2 separate regions of the Homo sapiens genome follow, and region 2 is linked to region 1. A link is a loop called in an ENCODE intact Hi-C map of the cell type or tissue named here. Cell type or tissue: mammary epithelial cell. All regions are shown on one strand. Links, peaks and the distances in the headings refer to the core of each region. The heading gives the core; the rest is flanking DNA. Region 1 overlaps GRB14 (growth factor receptor bound protein 14). Region 2 has its middle 33 kb from the start of SNORA70F.

Region 1 (9,251 bases), core at 895-8,894:
TGTGTGTGTGTGTGTGTGTGTGTGAGTGTGTGATAGAAAGACAGTTTATACCTGGAACTCCAGATTGGCACATTACATAAAGAAAACATTTTAAGGTCCCGGAGAGTTAACATAAGGCTCAAGTATTGTAAAGTATAAACTAAGTATAATATAAAATTCACATTCTTTTATGGAAACACTACCAGGTCAGAAGGCCTTACATCCATATCCTGATTCGGTGGGTCAGGCATATTTCATGTCTCTATCAGATTAACATTTTTTGTTTGTTTGTTTATTTGTTTGTTTTTTGAGATTGAGTCTTGCTCTGTCACCCAGGCTGGAGTGCAGTGGCGCCATCTTGGCTCACTGCAACCTCTGCCTCCTGGGTTCGAACGATTCTCCTGCCTCAGCCTCCTCAGTAGCTGGGACTACAGGCGTGTGCCACCACACCTAGCTAAATTTTTGTATTTTTACTAGAGAAGGGGTTTCACCATGTTAGCCATGATGGTCTCCATCTCCTGACCTTGTGATCTGCCCACCTCGGCCTCCCAAAGTGCTGGGATTACAGACATGAGCCACCGTGCCCAGCCAACATTGTTTTTAAGTTATGTTTGCAAACATTTTTGCATTCTTCATCCATGCTACAATTACAGGAGATGTTCATAAGCACACAAGATCCTGAAGTATCTTCTGAAATCTCAGAGAAAAAAAGGGATACTTTTAATGACATATATTTTTTTAAGATTCAAATCCTTTTGAAAATTGTAAATTCATGAGTGTAATACGGAGCAATGCCATTTATGAGAAGATCTAATTCCCCATTCATATAAGAGAATAGTTCATGTTATAATCATTTCTTTCCTCATACAATTAGACTAATTGCTATGATTTTCTAAAAGTGATTTAGTGGAGGAAAGAACACATCATCACATCACTATTTTTCCCAGAATCTTTTAAACATGCACAAAATCAGTCCAGGCTTCCTTAGCATTTGCCATGCTCCAGGGCCTGCCTGGCCCTCAGCCTGCCCAGCTTCCCTTGAAGCCTTCACTGCAGCATATCGTTTGCCTCCTTGGGCTTCAAACGGCTTTTAAAATCTGTATATCTGCACTTCTGCTCCCAGAATTGTGCTCTGCAGCCTATAGACAACACCAGGCTCATTTGCTTTCCCAAATGCTGTCTATTGCCTAAGTGTCGGCTCAGGCTGTGTTCTCATCCTAAAGCCTTCTAAGACTCTTTTGCTTCACCTTTATCTTCAAGGTGCCTTGATTTAGTATCAGTGGACCCACCTTTATTACTCATTTGTCAATTCAACCACTACAGCCCTGTAACATCAATTTTATTATTACCTTTTAAATAATATTTAAGTCATATTGCCGTCCATAGGTGTGTACAATATGACTTTCAGTTGCTCTATCTTGTTTATTTTTGTATATCTTGGACCACCATTTGGTTTCCAAAAGTTGTCTTTTGATTTTTGGTCTTACAACTAGATCTTAGTATTTTAAAGGAAGAAATCTTTAAAATGTTTTGTCATTTATGGGCAGAATGTAATTTCATGTAACCAAAAAACACAAAGGACTGTGGATTAAGGAGGAAAAGAGATTTATTTTTCTTTCACTTTACAAGGATAAGTCCAAAGCTAATGTTGCAGCCCCACAATGTCCTCAGGCAACTGAACTCCTTCTCGCTTTCTATTATTTCTTCTCTAGTGTGGGTCCTTTTTCCTTTTATGGAAAGATAAATGTAAATTTCCAGTCATCCTGTTTACAGTCTTTGCACAGAGAATGTGAAGGACCAAGAACAGGCTCGTGAGTTTTATACCAGTTAACGTGCCATTGTGGAGTAACCAGGAGTTTCTGCTTACATCTTGTTGGCCAACTCTGGATACAAGAGGAGTCAGGAAATGCGGGCCTGGAGTGTAGCACACTGCCCTCCTCACCAGAATCAGGATTCATCAGGAAGGAAGAGAGGAAGGGTGGATATTGGTGGGTAACTCGCCATCTCCTCTACAAGTGCCTTGGACATATTAGACATTTAGTAAATATTTGTCTGGGATTTTTGTTATTCTGGTGCCAGATATGAAATGTAGCTATGCTTTTTGAGCAAATAATATTCTATTACTTGTATAGGGATTGTAGGTATGGTAATAAGTGGGGAGAGAGCAGATTTCCTGTGCAGAAGAGGGTCGTGGAAGGCCATGGATGGTGGTCTTAGTTTAGATGGTGGACTTGCTTGGAAGGTGATAGTGAAGTGGTAGTGGGCATTGTTACTGCTTTTTATCCAGAGTTCTCATTCTTGCTAAACCTTGATATTTCTCCTGCCCTTTTTACTTTTGTACAGAGTAACTTAGTTGCATACTCAACCAGGAAGGGTGTCACACAGATGAATGGTATTTGCATTTTAGTGAAATGTTTCTTTTCCTGAGAAGTGAGTTTTTAGGAAGTGTGTTGTAGCAGATTATATGTATGCTTTAGAGCCAGGAAACCCAGAGTTTGAGTTCAGCTTCATCACTCTCCAGTGCCCTGGCTTTGGGAGCATTCTTTCAAAACCCTCTGAGAATCAGTTTCTCTATCTTGGGGATGATGATGCTTCCTCACAGAACAGTTGTGAGGATTCAACAGAATAAATATTTAGAAGCATTTCACACATAGTAGAAGTCTAACAAATATGAATTTCCCTTTTTCCCCACCTGTGAAATGGCATGTTTTACTAGTTTCATAAACAGTTTAAATTTCCCTGTGACTGAGAATTTAAACTTTCCGTGCCCTATTCTCCTAAAGTGGTTATCCAAAGATTTCATAGTAGAAAGTGAGTCAAACAAAAAGTGGTTTTTCTTCATAGATTTCAGCCAGGGAGAGAAAGACAATATATCTTTCAAATGCTTGCTCCCACTGCTTTCCTTTCTGTAACTTTAGAAGGTCTCTAATTTGAATTAAAAAAAATGAATCCAACTATATACGCTGATGAATATATTTTTTAAAATCTTTGGGAACGTAGATTTAAATACAAGATAGGTGGTTAATTACTCCTCCTTTCAGTGTCCTAAGGAGTATTAGACGGGGACTTCTGGGTTGTATATTTGAAAGGGATAAAAGTAGGTCTAGTATTAAGACGTTGCTTCAGTAGGCAAGTGGTGTTACTATTAATAGAACCTTAGCTGTATGATGGTGAGAACTTGTTACTTTTGATCATCATTGAACCCCAATGCCCAGCACATAGAAGGCACAAAGTTGGTATCTAATTACCAATTAGTTGGATAAAAACAATTTTTGTAAAGGCAAGATTGAGCTCTTTAGATACTGACCTGCTATTTCCTTCCTAATATTTGTCTCTGTTGCTTTTCTTTAATTTTTGCCAAGTTTCTCATCTTTTGGGATGAAAAGCTGTAATGCTCAGGCCTTTTCATTACCTTTATCTAGCTCCAACTTGCTGCAGTGGGCAATTTGGTATACCCTTCACACAGAGTATTGCCCTTCACAAAGAACAATAAAAAATAGCAGCTACAACATGTTCAGCATTGATTACACATTCACTTTAACCCTCATAAGAACCCTAAAAGCTTGGTGGCCAAACCCATTTTTGGATGAGGAAAATTGGCTTAGAGAGTTAAGTGTCTTGGCCAAAGCACCTCGCTCATAAATGACAGAGGTGGGACAGAGGTCCGGGCCTCTGCTCCACCTAGCACAGGAGGCTGTCCCTCAGAATTGCCTGGGCACATGTACTGCATAGCTACTCATCACCGTGTAGCTGCAGTAATTTGTCCTCTCACCTGTAGTCTTTTCATGGGACGAATCTCACCTTTTCTGCCAATCTGCCTTTTGCTCTCCTAGTTACTTTTCCTTGCTGTGCACTCAGTTTTGCCTCAAAGACATAGTGATTCAACCATCAGGTCAGAGTTTCTTAGAGCTCAACAGGACTGTAGGGGTCTCTTGGGACTTATTCAGAAATGCCTTATTTTGCTTTCAAAATTTTATAATAATAATTGCTAACATTAGTTGAGTGCTATCAGTTTGCCAGCATTTTGCCCATTTTACAGTATGAGGAGTCTAAAACTCATGGCTAATAATAAGTTTGGGGTCTGAGATCTGATCACAGCAGATTCCAGGATCCCCTGTCCACTGTGAACACCTGGGCTGAACCCCCATGAGTACAGTTGCTGGGCATCATGATTTTGCACACTGTACTGCATGTTCCACATTTGGCAGTGAAGGCTGATTAAAAATAGCTGGGCTAATGAACGGTCTCAGACTACTGCTTGGGGCGGTCTGTAGGGCTGGCTCTCATGGCTGTGCCCCAGAACTCTAAGCCAAATATTAAAAATAATAATCTCTTTTTTGGCAGGAAAAAAAAGAAGCAAGACTTTTGGTAATTTCAGATTCTAAACCCCTAGAAAGGATAAGGATTTTCTACCCCTGTAGGATATTAATAATGCTTGCTATTATGATAATTCTCAAAGAGGAATTCAAAATTTGTTTTGGCAAGAACAGCATTGTCAGAAAGCCTCCTAATCAGACATGCATATTTGAACGTATACATTCAGGCTTTGTTTGGGAAAATACCAGGAATTATTATTTTGCAGTTTGAAAACTGAAATTATCTTGGGTAGTTTTATCAATATTTGAAGAAAAAATTTGATATAACTGTTCGAAATCCCAGCGAAAACTCCAAGTTTGAGTTCCAGGAAAGGTTCCTGGTGAGGTGACACATATGTATATATACATATGCCCCCCCAATCCTTCTTATTAATGTTTAATATGTAGAAATCATTTATCTTAAAAATTCAAATATTTACTAATTCTGAAAAAATAGATATTAACTTTGTCACAAGCTTGTGATTGTATCAAACAGAAACCCCATAGTTTTAACAAGGTTGCAGTTTTCGAAACATGATATTTTCTCTATTTGCACAAACTGAGAAATAAAGACTCCCTCTGCTGGCTACTTCAGTATTTGCAATTATTCTGGCGAGAAGCTATGAAAAGTGAAAAAACAAAACAAAATGAAGAAAAATAGTCTTTTTTTGACACTCAAAAAGCTAGGTGCTTTGGGATATATGTATGTATACATCTAATTATGTTCTAGTGTTTATTTATCTAATACTTTTATCCAAGATGTCATGTAGAAGCAGCAGCTTAAAGCAGCCTAAATACTGGACGAACAGAATGGTAAGAATACAGCATCAGGTGGGAGCCAGAAATGGGGTTCTGTGGCTGGCTCAGCTGGTGACCATTTGGAGGTCCTTGAGCAGGTCAAGACTCCAGCTTCAGCTTTTTCATTTGTGAAATGGGAGGATTTCAGTGGATGTTCTCCAGGAACCCTTCTAACCTTTAGTATTTTATGATTCTAAACAGTATAGATTCCATTTCTTTTACAACACTGTGCTCTATGCATGTCTTTCACTGATGTAAAATAAATATTTAGAAAAATGTAAACTAGTACAACCACTATGGAAAACAGTATGGAGATTCCTTTAATAACTAAAAGTAGAACTACCATTTGACCCAGCAATCCCACTTCTGGGTATCTACCCAGAGGAAAATAAGTCATTATACGAAAAGATACTTGCACATTCATGTTTACAGCAGCACAATCCACAATGGCAAAATCGTGTAACCAACCCAAATGCCCATCAGTCAACGAGTGGGTAAACAAACTGGTATATTTATATGATGGAATACTACTCAGCCATAAAGAGGAATGCAGTAATGGCATTTGTAGCAACCTGGATGAAATTGGAGACTATTATTCTAAGTGAAGTGACTCGGGAATAAAAAATCAAACATCATATGTTCTCACTAATATGTGAGAGCTAAGCTATGAAGATGCAAAGGCATAAGAATGATACAATGGACTTCGGGGACTTGGGGGGAAAGAGGGAGCAGGCAAGGGATAAAAGACTACAAATGGTGCAGTATATGCTGCTCAGGTGACGGGTGCACCAAAATCTCACAAATCACCACTAAGGAACTTATTCATGTAACCAAATACCACCTGTACCCCAATAACTCATGGAAAAATAAAATAAAATAAGAAAAGTAAATAAATAAATATTTAGAAAAATGAAGGAAAAGTAAAATTACAAAATGGGTATACATCAGTTGTTCCCAGTGTTTGTTACTGCATGGGAATGTTAGGATCTAGAAAGTGATGTTTTGTACACTATTATAAGTTTATGAAATAATACCCCCAAATGTCCTGGGAAGGTTGAACATAGCATATTTTATTGATTGTATGGCACTTTAAGTTGTAAGAAGCATCATTATTTTATATACTTCCAATAAAACTATAACATACCATTAAGGGTAAGTTACATCCAGGTTTCAGAGAAGTTAAATGTGAAAAAAATGTGCTTTTAAAAAATCAAGGAAATAAGGTAGTTCCTAAAAGGGCTTCAATTGATGCCAGACAACTCAATAATTGCAATAAAGTCTGATGTGTCTTGGGCTCTAGCAAACAGTATCTTTCTCCACCTCACGTTTTCCCTCTCTTCTAAACACTTATTCCACCTCTGCCCTACTACTTGTTCTTCTTTCTCACTGTGTGAATCAATTTTTAACTTTTTCACTTAGACATGTCTTATGGCTGTTCTGGGAATAAACTATTGCTTAAAAACTGAAATGAGATCCTGAAATAACATTGTGTCCAACATAAGCATGGCCAGTGGTATTCTGCTTTAAATATGAATTAGCATTAGCACTTGCAGAGGTTTTCTTGTTTCAAAGATGAATTAGCCCTGGCATCTTAGCAGGAATTGCATGAGTATTAAAAACACTGAAACTTCAGAGAACACAGCTTTGATGAAATCATCGGAAACTTTAGTGTGGGATTTGTGATTTGAACCTCTTTATTATTCATATTGGATTTAGGTCTTAACATGTGTGTCTGTGTGTGTGTGTCTGTATGTGATAACTTAGGATATTTTCTAACTTAGTTGTTAATGTTTGCTTTCTTTTATAATGAAATTGGAGCAGTTTCTTTTATCTTTTTTTCTGCCACATAACAGAGCCAACTGAAAGGGCTTGAATTTCTCTTTGTCAAATTGAACCCCCACTTGAGTTGGAGTCCTTCTTTCTACCTAATAGGAAGAAAGGAGGCCCAAAGAATGAGTACTCTTCATGGCTCTTGGCCTGAGACAAGGAGAGCAGAAAAGGTAAATAATAGAGTAGGAGGATAAAGGTGAATGGAGGGGCTTTAAGGAGATGTCCTGAGCCTCTTCTTGCCTGCAGGCTTTTTTTCTCTTGGTTGGAACCCTAGATGCGGCATGCTGCTGCAGTGTCAGTGCCCCAGGCTATCTGGTGTGACAGTGCTAACTTCCCTTCTGTGCCAAGTTTAGGGCATTTCCAGTAGTGAGACCACTACTCTTTAGCCTGTTGCTGGATGGGAAATTAATGCATCATAAAACATCATCTGTGGATTTTGAATTCATATCCAGGACTCCTGGAAGCTCTCTGTGGATCCCCAGGAACACAAATTCTCTATTTCTGAATCTCTTTAGCCAGGCATGACCCTATAATTTACTGCAGAAATGTAATATCATACAAATCTATACCAGGGCTGGGTTTTTACAGAGCTGGTGTGGAGATGATCCATCTTGCGACCTTAATGATAAGAGCTATACCTCAAAGATTGTGAAAGGACAGAAAGAGCCTTGGTCAGGGGTGACTTGATGGAACTGCCTCACCAAATCCTGAGCTGCCTGCCCTGGTTTCAAATGTGAGAAGGAAGTCAACCTCAATCTGGCTAACCCATTGTAGGTAGGAATGACTTTCTGTTATTGTAGCTGAACCCTTTCCTAAGTGATTAAGTCATCATGTGGATATTTATCCTGATTCTCTTACCACTTTGTAATCATATTCATGTAAAACTGTCATTTTTATTATTAAATAACATTTAATTTTTAAGAATTATTTCTACGTTGCCAACTTTTTAAAAAGCTACCCATCACTTGTGTATCTTGAAAAGCATTTCCTATTGTGGTGGCCCCTGGCTAGTTTGCACTGATGGAAACCAGTGTACCACAGTACCGGGTGAAGGCACCCCCTCCTCAGGCTGCCTGGCACCCATGCTTACTCCCTGTCCTCATAACTTAGCCCTTCTGCTCTCCATTTAGTGTGGTCTGGTTATTCTTTCCTGAGTATTGTTCACTCCTTTCTTCCTCAGTATGTTTGCTCATGTTTGTCCCACACAGGTGTTTTCTTACCTTCTTTCCTTATTCTTTCAGAATCCCAGATATGAAATGGCTCTCAGCAGTCACCTAAGCCACCTTTGTTCAGTCCATAAGTTTCATGAAAATTTGCCTAAATTTTCTCTTTGGTTCACATGTGTCTTTTCTCCCATAGAGGTTTTCAAACTCCGTGAGGTGTCAACACTACCATTTTGGAATTCACTAATACTGTCTCATACAGGGGTGTACATGATGGTTTCTTTCATCACTGAAGGAATCGTTTTGACTGTCGCTGTGTGCCCCACATTTTGCTCACTGCTGGGGATATAAAGAGGAGAAAACAGTGGTCCCTGATGTCATACATCGTTCTTATGGTGAAGGGCAACACGTAGTAATTATAGTTGCACACTTGCATGCTTGCAACAAAGGGCCTGGACCTAAGCTGGAGGGTCTTTGGAAGCTTCCTCCCAGAAATAATGGTTTATCCTAAGATATGAGGGAGCAGAAAAAGTAGAGGGTAGGGAAACCGTGTTCTAAGCACAAGCAGTAGCATGTGCAAGGGCCCTGTGTTGAGAAGGAGCATGACTTTTTCAAGAAACAGAAAAAAATGTAGGATTGGAGTCAGAGGACAGGATTGTAGGGAATAAAGTGAAAGGGGGTACAAGGATGTGGAATAAACCTGTTTGTGTCAATCCTTGTAATTCTGATATTGGTGACAGTATCTGTTTTAAGTAATGTCTTATAACTAATTTAACATGTACTGTTCATGCTCAAGGAAAATGTGTTTTTGACTATCCCTCGCAAGTGGAGAGGATTGGAGGCTTTTCTTGCAACCTGATTTCTCAAAACTATATACTGTTTTTCTCTTAGTAAATATTTGACAGCTAGCAAAATAATACAGGATAGCAATAAGAAAGCAGTGGATATTCTTGAGCTGTTAGGGTCTTTTGGAGCAGTCTTTATTTTTAAAATGCAAAATTTTAAAAACACAATTAGAGATTTGGAATAAGTAATAATGACTACATTGCTTCCCATTCCTTTTCTTTCAAGGGAACTACTGAGTTGCTTAATTCAAGATATCTAAAAATGTCTCTTGTTATCTTAG
Region 2 (9,251 bases), core at 489-8,488, 95 kb before region 1:
GCATATGGTAGACAATCTATAGATAGAGCAAGGACAGAGAAAAATGATCAATAAAAGAAAAAAAATCCAGAATAAATATTTATTGCAAGAAGGAAAGATTTCTGCTACTCACTCCTTATTCCCTAAAAGATGGCAGTTGCCCACTCCGGACAACCTGACACCAAATAGTTCTTTGGTCCTTCTAGGTATAATGCTTATAAGGACTTATGATGGTCTACTGCTATTAGAAAATGGAGTTACAATAATACAGGGAAGAGATCTTACTGTGTGGACATCTCATGATGTGAACGGCATACTCACTGCTAAAGGAGACTTGTAGCTATCAGACAACCATTTACTTAAACATCAGGCTCTGTTACTTGAAGGGCCAGTGCTGCGACTGCACACTTGTGCAACTCTTAACCCAGCCACATTTCTTCCAGACAATGAAGAAAAGATAGAACATAACTGTCAACAAGTAATTGCTCAAACCTATGCCACTCGAGGGGACCTTTTAGTGTTTCCCTTAACTGATCCTGACCTCAACTTGTATACTGATGGAAGTTCCTTTGTAGAAAAAGGACTTCAAAAAGCGGGGTATGCAGTGGTCAGTGATAATGGAATACTTTAAAGTAATCCCCTCACTCCAGGAACTAGTGCTCAGCTGGCAAAACTAATAGCCCTCACTCGGGCACTAGAATTAGGAGAAGGAAAAAGAGTAAATATATATACAGACTCTAGGTATGCTTACCTAGTCCTCCATGCCCATGCAGCAATATGGAGAGAAAGGGAATTCTTAATTTCGAGGGAACACCTATCAAACATCAGGAAGCCATTAGGAGATTATTATTGGCTGTACAGAAACCTAAAGAGGTGGCAGTCTTACACTGCTGGGGTCATCAGAAAGGAAGGGAAAGGGAAATAGAAGGGAACTGTCAAGCAGATATTGAAGCCAAAAGAGCCACAAGGCAGGACCCTCCATTAGAGATGCTTATAGAAGGACCCCTAGTATGGGGTAATCCCCTCCAGGAAACCAAGCCCCAATGCTCAGCAGGAGAAATAGATTGGGGAACCTCATGAGGACACAGTTTTCTCCCCTCAGGATGGCTAGCCACCAAAGAAGGAAAAGTACTTTTGCCTGCAGCTAACCAATGGAAATTACTTAAAACCCTTCACCAAATCTTTCACTTAGGCATTGATAGCACCCATCAGATGGCCAAATTATTATTTACTGGACCAGGCCTTTTCAAAACTATCAGGCAGATAGTCAGGGCCTGTGAAGTGTGCCAAAGAAATAATCCCCTGCACTGCAGGCCATACATTTCAATCCCTATATCTTTAACCTCCTTGTTAAGTTTGTCTCTTCCAGAATCAAAGCTGTAAAACTACAAATCGTTCTTCAAATGGAGCCCCAGATGCAGTCCATGACTAAGATCTACCGTGGACCCCTGGACCGGCCTGCTAGCCCATGCTCTGATGTTAATGACATTGAAGGCACCCCTCCCAAGGAAATCTCAACTGCACCACCCCTACTATGCCCCAGTTCAACAGGAAGCAGTTAGAGCGGTCTTCGGCCAACCTCCCCAAAAGCACTTGGGTTTTCCTGTTGAGAGGGGGGACTGAGAGACAGGACTAGCTGGATTTCCTAGGCCGACTAAGAATCCCTAAGCCTAGCTGGGAAGGTGACCGCTTCCATCTTTAAACACGGGGCTTACAACTTAACTCACACATGACCAATCAGATAGTAAGGAGAGCTCACTAAAATGCTAATTAGGCAACAACAGGAGGTAAAGAAATAGCCAATCACCTGTTGCCTGAGAGCACAGCGGGAGGGACAATGATCGGGATATAAACCCAGGCATTCAAGCCGGCAACAGCAACCCCCTTTGGGTCCCCTCCCTTTGTATGGGAGCTCTGTTTTCACTCTACTTCACTCTATCAAATCTTGCAACTGCAAAAAAAAAAAATGGATCATTTGTAAAGACCGTAGCCATATTACCATTGGTAAGAACTCCATGTTGTTGAAACCATGAATAACCTTCATTCCTTCCATGATGAACATGTGGTTCTTGAGTCCACTGTAATTTTCTGAGAAAGAAGGGTGACCTATGTCTACTGAGTGGGTCACCTTATTCACACTAGAGGCTTTGTGGTGAATATAACTTTCCAAGAAATATATTCTCGTTCTGGGCTCACTATAAAGGGTCATACCCCTTCAGCATACCCTTTCCCTAAACTTCCTCCACAATGCTCCGAGTTCACTATTTTCAAGTGCCTGGCTGTCTAACCAGTGCCTTAACAGCTGAATTGGTGTAGGTTCCTGTTCTAGTTATTGTTGTTGCATAAAAAATTAACCCACAGCTTTGTGTTTTAAAACAATCACTTTATTCTAATCATGGATTCTGTGGGTAAGGAATTGGAGTGGGAGACAATTTATCTTTGCTCCATGATGTCTGTGACCTCAGTTAGGAAGTCTCGAAGCCTGGGGATGACTCAATGACTGTGGGCTGGAAGCATCTGAAAGCTTGTTCATTCACATATCTAGTACCTAAACTGGTCTGACTCAAAGACTAGGACTGGTGACTGGGGCATCTACACGCAGCCTGTCTTGGCAACCACACAGCATGTGACAACTACAGGGTAGTAGGATTTGTTCCAGGTGACCACAGGAAATAATTTAATTAGCTGTTTCACTTTTCCATGCTAGGATGAGGCAGATCTAAATTCCATCCCTAAAATGATTAGGATTTAAAATTCCTTCAGCCTCAACAAGGTCAGATACAAACCCTAGATTCTGCCCATTTCACTGAGGCTCTGTGCTGTAACTAGCGACTGGTAACAATTTCTGTTTAAATGAGGGTCTTTTGCTGCACAACAAAAACAGACTCTGGCTTTACTAACCAGAAAAGAACTACACTGGAAGAATATAGGTTGGCTCAGACAGTCCATAGGAAGGCTAAATAACCACGCTCAGGAAATGGGCCTTAGAGAGTGGGAAGAGAAAATGTATCTAAACTTATATCTCAGTAACAGCTTGATAGGACATTGTCACTAGCAGTGCCACCACTAGGTCCTCACCATTGCTGCTGGCATGAACAGCTACCACTACTATGACTACTTGACCTAGTCAAGTTTTACTGCCTCCTCCAGAACAACCTCTAACTATCCCAATATGTCACTTACTACAGATCCAACATTCCTGCATTGAATATCCTGTTGGTTTACTAAGAGACATGCCTATATCTTAGTTCATGGGGTGAGAAGAGAGGTTAAATGTTCTTTCCCATTCCCTAGAGGGAAGTGGGGTTTTTGCCCCACCACATTTACACAACAAAATTGCTCCCAAGTAGAAAAGGGGCTTAGATTATATGTAGACAAAAATAAAGCAAATACCCACTGAACATATTAATCTCATTATTCAATAATTAAAATGATTGAATGGGTGAATTAAGAGTGAATTAGTTCATATAATTGCTTTAACTCTTTTCATTTATAAAATAAGGGTTTGACCTATGATCTCTGATTTTTATTATAACTTTAAATTCTTTTTTAAAAATTATTGTCAGCCGGACATGGTGGCTCATACCTAAAATCCCAGCATTTTGGAAGGCTGAAGTGAGAGGATCACTTGAGACCAGGAGTTCGAGACCAACCTGGGCAACAGGGAGACACTGTTCCTACAATAAATAAATAAATAAATATTTAAAAATTAGCCAGGCATGGTGGTGCATGCCTGCGGTCCTAGCTACTCAGGAGGCTGAGGTGGGAGGATCACTTGAGCTTGGGCTGTCAAGGCTGCAGTGAGCCATTACTGGGCCATTGCACTCCATCCTGGGCAACAGAGCAAGACTCTGTCTTAAAAAAAAGAAAAAAAAATATTGTCAGTATTATTTGCAGAGTCTCATCCACATGGTGGAGCCATATGCCCAGGACTTGGCAGTACCCACTGCACGAATATCATGAAACTCCTAATGAACCAAGTGGGCTAACATTTTGATGTTCCAATGACTTGTTTTGTGTGTGTGTATAAAACAGGTGTAACTAAAGATTGTTGAACAAAGTTGGTTAAATGTAGTGCTTCTGCATCTAATTTTCCATTGTGTGAGCAGAAATGTGAGAATTTTTTTTTTACATCATCTCATTTTGCTTTCTGAACTACAGCACAGATTGATTGTCTAGAGAGAGTGTATAAACTAGCAGACAGCAAACTCAGGAAACACCTTTCCCAAGGATGTAGGTTCTTGGTACAGAAACCCTTTCATGAGAGACTAGGTTCCAAGGTTTACTATGAGGAAATTTGGGAACTTTCTGTTTAATTCACCTCCTCTGAGTCATTCCTTCAGTAGCCTAGATCTCACCTCTGAGAATGATTCAGCCTTTTTAAGCCAATACAGAATCTTTTAAGCCAATACAGAATCTTTTCTCCCTCCTTTGGGAAAGATTGCAAATATTCTTGGAGCAAAAGGTGATGACACTCCAGAACTGGCTGGCTTTCCTCTTCACAGTGGATCTGTGATGGTTCCCAAGGAAAATACCTACAGGGAATCTCCCTGGCTTCATCTTTTGGCAGCCAATGCCAAACGAAGCTCAAATCTTCAGAGAAGATTTCACTTGCAGTGGCTCTCAGAGTATGTTTTATTATTGAAAAATTGGGAGTAGTAAGAGTACCTGGAGCATATGGTGGTTGTGAAAACTAAGTGAGATGAGTTTTGAACAATGCAGGGCCTACAGTAAGCACTAGAAATGCATTACATATTACTCTTATTATTTAAAATGATGCCCAAATTCCTTTGTGGGACATTCAGCACCCCTCATGATCTTGACCCTGCTTTCTTGTCTGGCTTTAACTTATCATTCTCCATACCATTCTTTCCCTTGCACCAGCAAAGCTCTGCTCCACCCTTACTGAACTACTTGTAGTTATCTTGAAACTTTCATCCTTTCTCTTGGCTTAGGGCTTTACACATGCAGCTCTCTTCTTCTGCCTAGAACATCCTATTCTACATAATTTGTCATATTAAATTCTACTCATTCTTTGAGACCTTGCTTCATAGTTATCATTGCAAAAGCTTTTCTGTTCTCCAAACTTGGGCCTGGTCCTATTTCTTACTAGATGCCCTTTAGTACTGTCTTAGTCCATTCAGGCTGCAATAACAAAACACCATAAACTGGGTGACTAACAAACAACAGAAATTTATTTCTCACAGCTCTGGAGGCTAGGAAGTCCAAGATAAAGGCACTGGCAGATTCAGTGTCTTGTGAAGGCTTACTTTCTAGTTCATAGATGGTGCCTTGTTGCTAGGGGCGAGGCTACCTCTGGAGCCTCTATTAAAAGGGCACTAATCCCATTCATGGGGGCTCTGTTCTTATGACCTAATCACCTCCCAAAGACTTCACCTTCTAATACCTTGGGTTAGGATTTCAACATATGAATTTCAGACCATAGTAAGTACCCGCTGTTTACCCCTTTGTAAAAGTTCATTGTAAACTACTTGATTCTTTGGCTATCTCCCCGACTTCCCCATAAGATTCTTAGAGGTAGAATTTCCTGATGGTATAGCATATCACAGTGCCTGGTACATAGTACATATCCCATAAATAAAGGAATAATGAGTAAATAGGCCACTTATGGCATGATAATTATTTCAAAACTGAAACAAAGAAAAGCAAGATATATTGGTGGCAATTATAAAACATCATGTATGTTTTCTGCCCAAAATATTCAAGCATACTTGGAATACATAAATAAAGAATCATTTGGGGTATAAATATGTCTTATTCAAAATGGAAATTTGTAATCATTATGTATCACATATTTAAATGAATGTACTATAAAATATAATTAATGCTACAAGAAAATTTTTGCACCAGATAGAGAAAATCAAATTGGTAAATTGATTAATTATATTCCTAATTATTTCTTATGTTTTTGTTTTCCTTTTTGTTTTTCAGTTAGGGCATCTGCCTTAACTTTGGCATAAAGATGTTCACTGATCCTGGCTTACTGGACTTTAATCCAGTACTAATGACTTGAAGCACACTGTGAACTACAAACATATTTTCATTCATCATGGCAGATGCTCTTTGAGACTTGCATTGTGAGGACAGAAGTTCAATTAATGTGTTTCCCATTTGTTCTTCTGACAGATAGAGGCCAAATGACACAATGGGAAGATCTTCAACTAAGTGTCAAGAAAAAAAACTAGTGTTCTAGTGTTCTAGAGTCCTCTTTGCCACTTAAAATAGCCTTGTGACTATAAGTGTGTCATCCATCATCTTGGAGGTTCAGAAATGGAAAGGAAAGACATTTTGTAAGTGGCATAGCATAAATGTCGATAGAATCCTGGCTTTGTCACTCCAACTTAGGTGACCACTAAACCATCTGTTTCCATTTTCTCTTTCACTTATTTAATATACATTTAGTGGTTAGCATAAACTGACACTGTATTAAATAAGTAAAAAATGAAATAAATGGTTGTTGTCTAGAGAAATGCAGCATTTAGTGTGAAAGGCAGACATCCAAACCTCACATGATATGGTCAATAAAAGCCTTTCTCAAATTTTTATGTGTATAGGAACCACCTGAGGATCTCCTTAAAATGCAGATTGTAGTTCACTAGGTCTGGAGTGGGACCTGGGATTCCTCATTTCACACAAGCTTCCAGGCTATGGATACTGCTGATCAGTGAATCACAGTTTGAGAAGTGATTGTAATAAAATATAAACAGAGATATGCTATCGGAGCACAGAAGAAAAGAAACTAACTGAACTATGTAGCATCCAAAGAGGAAATGAGACGGAGTTGAAGGATGAGTAACAAAAGATGCAAAGGAAGGCATTTAAATGTCTTTGAGTAGAGGCACTATTTTATATAGAACACAGAGGTATGAATTGCCATGGTGTGAGTGTAGAAAAATAATCCCACACTGGGGAGTCATGTACAGGGAGACCAGTTTCCAGGAAGAGCAACAGTTCACTTAGGAGGTAATGAAGGCCTGAATTACTTTAATGTGTTCATGTGATTATTCATAGCTGAGTTTTCTAAAAGGTGTAGTGGAGAGGGCCTAATGAAAGGGAAAACAGGGAGGATAAAAAGAAAAAGGAAATACATTTCTCCCAATATATTTGTAAGGTAAAAAGTGACAAGGCCATGGCCAGGTTCAGTGGCTCATGTGTGTAATCCCAGTGCTTTGGGAGGCTGAGATAGGGAGGATCACTTAAGGCCGGGAGTTCAAGATCAGCCCAGGCAACATAGCAAGACCCTATCTCTACATAAAATTAGCCGAGTGTGGTGCCACGTGTCTGTAGACCTGACTACTTGGGAGACTGAGGCAGAAGGATCACTGGAGCCCAGGAGTTCAAGGTTACAATGAGCTAAGACCATGCCACTGCACTCCAGCCTGAGTAACAACAGAGCAAGACCCTGTCTCAAAAAAAAAAAGAAAGAAAGAAAGAAAGAAAAACAAAAACAAAAAAGAAAAAGCAAATGACAGAACCAAATCGCTGATCATAAGTGGCTGAGGGTAAAAGGGAAGAGAGACAGGAAAATGTATTGCTCTGGTGACTGGTAATGTTGTTTTTACTCAAGATAATGGTTATACTAGGAGAAACAGTTTCTGATTTGTTGGAGGAGGTAAAAAGTGAAGACAAAATGAATTTGAACATTGAAAATTTAATGACTGAGGGACATATTTCCAGGGCCACTCTAGGTTTAAAGATCTATTATTGCTTCCCTATTATTAAGTAAATTTTCTTTGAATGCTACATAGAGTGGCTACTTCATATTTTATAATAAATTTAAACAACAATTTTGAAAAAAATTAACATTTTAGCATCATTTCATGAGTCCTTTGAGTGACTTCATTTTCTCATTTGTAAATTCTTTGTGTATTCCTTAAAGTTGGGTGTTATGACTTTTAATAGTACTAGGAATAATGCCAGCAAGATGGCAGAGGAAGGTGCCTAGACCTTGCTCCCCAACAGAAACGCTGACTTAACAACAATACACAGCTCAAAAAGCCTTTATGACAATGGTAGAATTCAGTTAGAAAGTTGAAGTACACCAGGCAAACACAAAGTCAAGAATAGCCCCATTGAAATGGGAAGGAGAAGCAAGCTCCTCCTAAGCTGTTACAGTTCATAATCTGAATGAAAAGCCCCAATGTACAGCTTCTCCCTTGGGGGAAAGAAGAAGATTGGAATGTATGTCCAAGTTTCAGCTTTTGGGGTGGGAGGAGGGCACTGCCTGAGAGATTGGTTTCTATCTCTCCTAACTTGGAGCATTAACAGGGAACCGGGATGCTTTGGATGCCTGAGAACAAAATGCAGCTCAGTGAATTGTGGCAGCACCAGAGAAACTGCAGTACTACAGACAGACATCAGAGAGAGCAAGAGATGACAAGTTCCTGAAAAATAAACTGGCAAACCTCTCACTATAAAATTACATGCACAAGTTCAGGGAAGATACATTCCCATAAAAGGCTTGTGAGGCCACTAGAATCTCTATGCAGGCTGATTTATGAAGATCTTCCCCGTACAAAACCAGTGCACAAAGATTGGGAGAAGTGGCTGTGTTTTAAATGCAAAAATCACAACAAAACGTAAGGCATACAAAGAAATAAGAAAACATGGCCAATTCAAAAGAATAAAGCCAATTTCCCAAAACCAATCCTAAAGAAACAACAAGATCTGTGAAAGTAGCTAACAAAGAATTTAAAATAATCGTCTTAAAGAAGCTCAATGTGCTTTTAAGAGAAGATAGAAAACTAAACAAAATCAGAAAAATGATGCATGAACAAATTGAGAGTATCATTAAATAGATTTTTTAAAAACCTAGTAAAACAGAACCAAACAAATTCTGGAACTGACAAATAAAATAACTGAATTGAAAAATTCACTAGAACAGATGAAAGTAGACTTGATCAAGCAGAAGAAGGAATCAATGACTTCAAAGACATTGAAATTTCAAAGGTCACATGAAATTATCAAGAGAATAACAACAACAAAAGAACAAAGAAAAGTGTTGAAAGCCTAAGGAACTTATAAGACACCATCAAGCAGAGCAATATATACATTATAAAAGTTTCAGAAGAAGAGAGAGACTGGGGCAGAGAGCTTATCTGAAGAAATAATTCCCAAATCTGAGAAAGAAAATTGTTGTCCAAATTCAAAAAGCTCAAGGAACTATAATGTTGATGAATGTAAAAAGGCCCACACTAAGACACATTATAAAGTCAAAAGACAAAGACAAAAAGAGAGTCTTAAAAGCAGCA

Evidence for each region. A loop is a pair of places that touch in the nucleus more often than their neighbours do. Peaks named below come from ENCODE experiments on the same cell type or tissue, not always from the same donor. Only the 100,000 strongest peaks of a DNase experiment are listed, where the experiment ranks them.
Region 2: a loop joins it to region 1, with 20 times the contacts of the local background. A loop is called at or near these places in 6 of 110 quality-filtered maps.

What each region holds. Positions count from the first base shown.
Region 1 is chr2:164,556,052-164,565,302 of GRCh38, reverse strand. All of the region lies in intron 2 of GRB14 (growth factor receptor bound protein 14), which reads left to right. Among named protein-coding and RNA genes, the nearest start is that of GRB14, 61 kb to the left of the region's middle. In mammary epithelial cell, for the core only: a CTCF peak has its summit at 4,916 (motif pointing left); no DNase peak of the experiment used is centred there.
Region 2 is chr2:164,650,595-164,659,845 of GRCh38, reverse strand. It overlaps a transcript of COBLL1 not described here. Among named protein-coding and RNA genes, the nearest start is that of SNORA70F, 33 kb to the left of the region's middle. In mammary epithelial cell, for the core only: a CTCF peak has its summit at 3,900 (motif pointing right); DNase peaks (open chromatin) are centred at 2,525 and 4,305; H3K27ac peaks cover 3,050 bases.